Linked DNA regions of Mus musculus: region 1 is linked to region 2. The links are chromatin contacts, found by POLR2A ChIA-PET in ENCODE. All regions are on one chromosome and are shown on one strand. Each heading gives the region's core, a stretch centred on a gene start or an enhancer-like site at or near the end of the contact. The rest is flanking DNA. Distances are from core to core; before and after follow the strand shown.

Region 1 (3,608 bases), core at 974-3,473, 36 kb after region 2:
AAAAACCAAACCAAACCAAAAAACAGTCTAGAGAGGAAAAAGTAAGGACTCTAATTAGATCCAGTAAGGACAAATGTCTTCAAGTAAGGATTGGTCAAGCTCATCTTCTCTCTCGAGTCGATGTCTTCCATCCACTGGGCCAGCCAGGCACTCACTCCCAGTCTGCATGCCAGACACAGTGGTGTCTTACACACACACACACACACACACACACACACACACACCGTCTTACCTGACCCCTCAGCATCCTCAGCATCTTCCCTGGAGATTGCTGTCACTACACCTGTTTAAGGATGAGAGCTGAGGGGGCTGAGAGGCGGCAGGGACTCCTGAGGCTGTGGGTCTGCCTAGCTCCGTGCCTGGCTGCAATGTCCTCCACCTCCAGAGCGGATGCTCTTAACTTTACCCTGGGACACCTTGCCACTCACTATGCAAATGACTTACAAGGCAAAGGAGGAGGACAGGAAAACTGGCTAAACCTGGGTGTTACCAAAACTTTGGCCACAATCCACTTTCTGGAGGCCTAGGGTGGTGATGGTGCACGCCTTTAATTCCAGCACTTGAGAGGCAGAAACAGGCTAATCTCTGAATTCTAGGCCAGCCTGGTCCACAGAGCTAGTTCTAGGGTAGCTTTGGCTACAAAGGGAAACCCTGTCTTGAAAAACCAAAATGAGCCGGGCGGTGGTGGCGCATGCATTTAATCCCAGCACTTGGGATGCAGGGGCAGGCAGATTTCTGAGTTTGAGGCTAGCCTTGTCTCTCTCTCTCTCTCTCTCTCTCTCTCTCTCTATATATATATATATATATATATATATATATATATAAAACTTAAATTTTTTTAAATTAATATTTTGCATATATAATTTGCATTTTATGATGTGTCTATTTTTTAACTTTTCTTAAATTTTTTTTTGTTTTTGTTTTTCTCCTCTTTAAGTGTGTCTATAGGATCTGTGGTGAGAGAGAGAATACTAGAGAGAAGGGTGTGGAGGGAGAGAGAAGATACCATAGCTGGGGTGAGAGGAACACCTGTAGTAGTGTCTGTGGTGTTTAGCACTGCATATGCCTGAACTTCGAGCTCTTTGGGAATCTCTTATCTCTGCTCCCATCTCACCATAGGCATGCTGGGATTGCAGGTGCATGCTACTGCATCAGATTTTGTTTTTGTTTTTTTTTGTTTTTTTTTTGAGACAGTTTCTGTCTAGTAGGCTTGGCTATCCTGAAATTTGTTATACTGATCAGGCTGGCCTCAAACTCATGGAAATTCAACTGCCTCTGCCTCTAAGTGAGGGGAATGAATGCGCCCGTCACTCCCCTCAAGACCACATTAATCTTCCTTAAAGGGAGTGACACAGTGACACAAGACTGAAGGGTGAATGAGATGACTTATTTTTTAAATGTTATGTCATTTATGGTACATAGAAATTACTGCACTGCAATTAAAATGTAGTGTCAATTTGATATTGTAACTACAGAGAACACAATCTAATCACGGTAAGAGACTACACTTCTGGCTACACTATCACAGGCAATCATAACCGTATATCTATGAAAATCAAACAGCGGTCCCAACAAAACCGACTTGTCTAGTCGCATTTGGACTCCAGGTTACCCACAAACCCGGCACTAAGTCCAGTTTTCCAGTCCTTCTATTTTCTAGAAAGACTGCCTCATCTCCCAACTTCTAAGCAACCGTTTTACATTCCGCTAAAAGGATGCTTTCAGAACCACAACTGTTTAACTCAGAAAGTAAGATAGGCGGCCCAGCGTCCCTCTCGAACGCGGTTTAAGCCGCCGTCCCGCAGGGGCGGGGAGCCACCGTGTGAGCGCTCAGAGCCGACGGCCAATGTCTTGAGATTTCAGATGCGATCCGACAAACGAACGAACGAACGAACGAACGAATGAGCGAGTGAATGAACGAAATGACACAACTCCTCAAACTCCAGCAGAACCCGCTGCCTAGCCCCGGGTACCTGCGGCGCCGCCCCGCAGGCCCCGGGGACCCTCAGCCCTTCTCCGGCCCCACTCACTCTTCATCCTGAACGCGGATGACGCCGTCAGCCCCTGGACGGCCCCGGACCGAAAAGAAAAGAGGAGACTGTGGTACCGGCCTTCTCCCTTCCAGAGGTGGCTTCCGGCTCGAGGACCTTCGCGGTGGTCCCTGGCTGGGGAGCGTTAGGATCCGGCCGCCATATTGTATTCCTGTCGCCTTAGCAACCGCCAGACCCTTAGGAGGGAGGGGCGTTCCGGAGACATGCGTATACGCATGCGCAAAGGAGAGGGTTTAAAAACCGCTGGCCCGTTCACGCATGCGCGGTGCAGCCTGCCGCCTCGGTTCGGTCGCTACGCAACCTCTCGCCGCTTTAAATTTAAGTATAATTTCTTACCTAGTGAGTAGGCGACCTTGGTGGGACTGACTCTTCCCAGCTCTCCCGAGAATGTAACGATGTTGAACCAGACGAGAACAATTTCCTTGAGCTTTAACTGCCTGTAACACTAGTTGGAGCCTGTTCTTGACAACACCTACAGTTGAGCATCAAAGCAGCCTGATAGCTACTGCTGTGTAATTTGTAAGTTTTACTGCTTAATTCAACAAACATTTACTTTGCTAAAAGTAGTGTTGCACGCATTGGAGATATAATGAAAAGCGACCTAGACGAGATCCCTAAATTCTTGTTACTGTAAAGTGAGGTTGAAAAATTCTCACCCCATGCATTTAAATTCAAAAAGAAAAAAAGGGGAAAAAAAAGTCATGTGGGTTGTCTAAAAATAAACTGCATTTAAATTCAATAAAGAAAGAAAGAAAAAGAAAAATCCTTACCCAAGTGGTCGCAGTGAAGACTAAATGAGATGTCCCTGGTGCCCCACCCAATTCCTAGGGGCTTTTGCCTAAGGCTTGACAGGGTCTGTCACACTGCAAGTGCTTAATAAATGTTTGTCCAAAAGCCAGGGGAATCAGCACCTGTCACCTCTGTATCATTCTTATCTGTCTAGGGGCAAGCCTGATTTTAAGCATTGAGGATTCAGGACAAACTTTACCCTTTGACCCAGTTAAACAGGCAGATGGGAGAAGTGTTTTTGCTGACTTGGGCAATAGAAACCATATATCCTGTTGTTGGAGTCCCAAGATGATAAAGAGCTTTGTCAGGGGCACCTCCTGGTGGATCACTGAACCCAGACACCAGCCCATGGCTTCTGACTCCCTGTGTTTCTGTGCCCAGAAGAAGTTGGGCGCAAAGGGTTTCAACGTGTACATATTTTATGGAGGGTGTGTTTCAAACTGGCCCCTGGAACAACTGATGTGTTTTAGCAAATTAGAAGTAACATCTGGGGCTGGCGAGATGACTCAGTGGTTAAGAGCACCAACTGATCTTCCAAAGGTCCTGAGTTCAAACCCCAGCAACCACATGGTGGCTCACAACCATCCATAACGAAATCTGATGCCCTCTTCTGGAGTATCTGAGGACAGCTACAGTGTACTTACTGTAATATAATAAGTAAATAAATACATAATAAATAAACAAATAAATAAATAGAAAAATAGAAGTAACATCTGAAAAGCCCTTCTGTTTGTCTATTTTTCTTTCTTTTTTTTTTTTTGTCTAACA
Region 2 (3,651 bases), core at 593-3,092:
GCAGCGCCTATCTACTGGCCAAACTAACTCTTGGGGTGCTGCACAAGAAAGCAGGTGCACCCCAGGAGAAGATGCCTTTCTAAAAGTGCCACTAGACTGCCCTTGGAGGACTACCTGGCTCTGACCCTGTCCTCAGCTACATTGCCTGAGCCACACCCTCTCCCAAAGGCTCTGATAGTCTCCAGTAAACACCTTCTCCACCTTCCTTCTAGCAGCTGTTGAGGCAAAATCTCGATCCAGGCACAGTACAATGCTCTGAGAATTAGCTAGGTGAACAGAGAGTGTGTTAAAGCCTGGCTTCCAGCCCTTGGAAAGGATGCTGGCTGGCAAGGGTGAGCTCCAGGGCTCTCTGCACTGCCCTGTGTCTTGCTGGAATAATGGAAACTGCTTTGTTCACAGGGCTTGTTGTCATCCCCAAACCAGGCCACTTCTCCAGGTGGGACTGTAGTGTAGCAGGTGCACTGCTGCTCCCAGGCTCCCCGGACACGCGTGGACCGAGGGAGTGACAGACGACAACGGAGCCATGAGCTGCGCTGGAGCCACAGGCAGGCGGCAGGCAGCAGCGGCCTGCAGGGCTGTGTGGAGCTGCTAAACCCAAAGAGTTGTTTCCATTTTTAAGTCAGTCTGTTGGGGCTGCAGTAAAAACTGAGAAATGGAGTTTTCTTGCTTTTTACTCTAAAATTCAATGTAACTAAATCCATATATATATATATATATATATATATATATATATATATATATATACACACACATATATACATAGTGTAAAGTAAAATGTTTCTTGAACAGAAACCTTAAATCAAGCTGTTCTAAATAGCACTTGGCTCTGGTTTTGCACTGATGTGTGTTATACGTTAGGTGGTCATTAGACAGCCTGGGATGCACTCATGGAGACAGCTGTCACCTCCAACTTAAACACGTGCTGCAGACAGACAGATGCTGCAATCATAGACTTAAAACATTGTTTGCACTTAAATAGTTTAATGCTAATAGAAATGACTTTGACTATGGGGTAACGGGCTCCCGGCCTCACGATACGAGAGGAGATGCCCTTTTTATCTGTTAACATTTATTTTAGTACTGTTGTTTCCGATGCAATCAAGTCTGTATTATATGTGTAAATAATGTAATTCTGAAATGGGGGTAAATAGTCACTCCCACTAGTAATTTTCATCATTTAAGAGTGATATTTCTAATTCACAAAAACATTAATATTAAAATTATCTTGAATATACTATTTGTTTATCCTTTTTTAAACTTAAATTGTATAGATCTTTTTGTTTTGGCCTCATTTCTTGGTTGGTATTGAAGTACTTCATTTTTTTGTGTATCACAGTCCTTGATCCTCCTGTCAGTCTGTTAAAAACGCGTCTTGTCGGAGAAGTCTTGGCTCTGGGCCAAGTCCACACACTATGGGGCTGCCCGGCATGGGGACTTTGGTGTAGGCACATGACCTTTTCTCATGGCTTAGAGTCCCCCTGCTGTCCTTGAAAGCTGAAACCACATACTGTGCGTTTCCACAGCCTCTGCCGCAGCACAGAACAGAGTTAGCTCGGACATCAGTCACATGGGGCTTCCGGAGGGTTGGCATCTGCTGGCATGTGTCTGCCTGCTCTGGTTGAATTCCTCGCTCACCTGGAGCTGCTGCCGGTGATAGAGACAATGCCCGGGTTTCCAAGCTGGGGGGGGGGGGGGCTTCCACAGCTTTTAAAGAATCATACACAGCGGGTTCCATGTAGGCTTTATGTGGGTGAGAGTAAGCCACAAGGTATCAAAACATTTCTCCAAATGAGCCCATTAAACTGGGGCCGTGGAAGGAAGGAGTGTGGGCTCTAGCTAGGCCGGATGAATTTGCCACAGGATGATGCTACTGCACAGTTCACAAAGCAAAGCCCAAGTTTGTCTTCATTCACCGTAGGTTCCTGGCTCCCAGGCTGGGGAAGCCGCTTCCTTCTGCTGCTGCCTGCAAGGCCCCTAGCCCTGCCTCCATCTTGGGAAGGTGCAGCATAGGACGCCAAGACTCACTTTCTTCTTTCCTGTTTGTTCTGTTGTGTTCTGTTTTGACAGGCCTTGGCTAGCCTGGAACTCACAGTGTAGCTTAGATTACTTCAAAATGAAAGCAGTCATGCTCCCTCGGCCATCCAAGTCTCAGTGCGTGGATTTCAGGCATACACCACCGTGCCTCATTCAAGAGGCACACTGCGTAGGGAGTTAGAACACTCGAGGGAGCTCTTTCCTCCTTTCCTACCATGCAGGTTCTGGTGATCAAGGTAGGTCATGAGGGTCGGTGGCATTGAGCCTGCTCACTATGTAAGTACAATTTATGAATCACATGCTCAGATCATATTAGAAGAAAGTGTTGGCACATTTTACAGTTTGGTGTTCCTGTCATCTTGGAACACTGATCTATCACACAGAGAAACTCAGCCCTATGAGTCCAAAACACCCACAAGAAAGTGATTAGGAACTGCCCTCGAAACCCAAGCCTGCAGCACAGAGCCTGGTGACCTCCCAGAGTGGCTCCCTCCTCGATGCCCCCATCTATAGGAAGTGACAGGAGGACACCAGGTGGACACCAGGGCAGCAAGTATTTGTGGGAAACTTGAGCCCCATTTGACGAGATGCTCAGTTGTACCCCACGGCTCTTGCTGACAACTCGGGGCCAACCTCCACCAGTCTGTGTCACAGGTCTGTGTTTGACCAGATGTGTCCCAGTTTACCTTAGATGACTCTGTGCCTGTAACAATCTTCTGGCTCTGTTTCTAAGATTAGTCCCTAGCCCCGAGGTCTAAGATGTCTTCCATATGGTTCTATAGCTGCCCTAACACCAGGGACACCCAGCATACAGCAGGTCCTGGAGCCATAGGAAGTAACAACAGCTCACTTACCTGGTACTGTAAGAGATGACAGATGCCACTCTGAAGTCTGAGGTAGAGGGAATGCTGCACCCTAGTGTCTACAGTCATGTTAGATACACGTCAGAGAATGGTGAGGCTTGTTGGCCTTTCCATTCAGAATGCTATGGTGACGATTCACAGAAGCTGCTGTGCTGGGCAGGTGTGCCAGACGCACAGGAGGCCGAGAAAGCCGAGAGGCTTGCTTTCCTCTCAGATCCTTGCAGCAGCCTTTCCAGGGGCAGGTACCCTAACCCTGTCCCCAGGCTCAGTCCAGCTTGCCAGCCACGCAGGTCCTCCTTTGGGCCGTTCTGTCAGGCCTGCTCTGCTAGCTCTCATCGTTGGGCCCTTTCTGTGCTGGCCTGCCTGTGAGCCTGGTTAATACTACTGGACTGAGACTCCTAAAACCAACAGCAAAGGCAGGACAGCCCTTCTCTGCAGACACTCTCCTCCATGCCAGGGTACACAAGACTGTCACATAAATGTAGAAGAGACCCTCCAGGCCCTGGCTCTGCCCATTCTAAGCCCCATCTCCAGTCTCAAGCCTGCCTGTGCTGGACACCCATACCCACAATGTTCCACGCCCATACTGCCCTCTGCTGTCCCACATTGTCCTGTGGTGTCACTGCCCCAACCCCCCCACCTGCCTGGTGGCCTGAAGCTTGGGTCAGTAGAGTCCTTAAGGAAGGGATCAGATTGAGACTCAATACTTCCCTGTGAAGTTTTGCTTTTTAAATGGTATAAATTTGAAAAGATA

The links. ChIA-PET counts read pairs that join two places held with the same protein, here RNA polymerase II (POLR2A).
Region 1: POLR2A ChIA-PET joins it to region 2 with 25 read pairs in embryonic stem cell. The contact joins the promoter of Mok here to the enhancer-like site in region 2. POLR2A ChIA-PET finds 5 or more read pairs at or near these places in 3 of 5 experiments (Patski and embryonic stem cell).

Annotation. Positions count from the first base shown.
Region 1 is chr12:110,838,716-110,842,323 of GRCm38, forward strand. It overlaps Mok (MOK protein kinase), which reads right to left and starts at 2,224. Exons shown (of 12, transcript NM_011973.2): 1 at 2,031-2,224. The coding sequence starts at 2,037. 4921507G05Rik (RIKEN cDNA 4921507G05 gene) reads left to right here and starts at 2,314. Exons shown (of 2, transcript NR_152102.1): 1 at 2,314-2,570.
Region 2 is chr12:110,803,006-110,806,656 of GRCm38, forward strand. It overlaps a transcript of Wdr20 not described here. Among named protein-coding and RNA genes, the nearest start is that of Mok, 36 kb to the right of the region's middle. Within about 2 kb of position 1,843, at least 1 of the 3 ENCODE cell types and tissues checked has a DNase peak (open chromatin) inside an H3K27ac peak, as active enhancers do.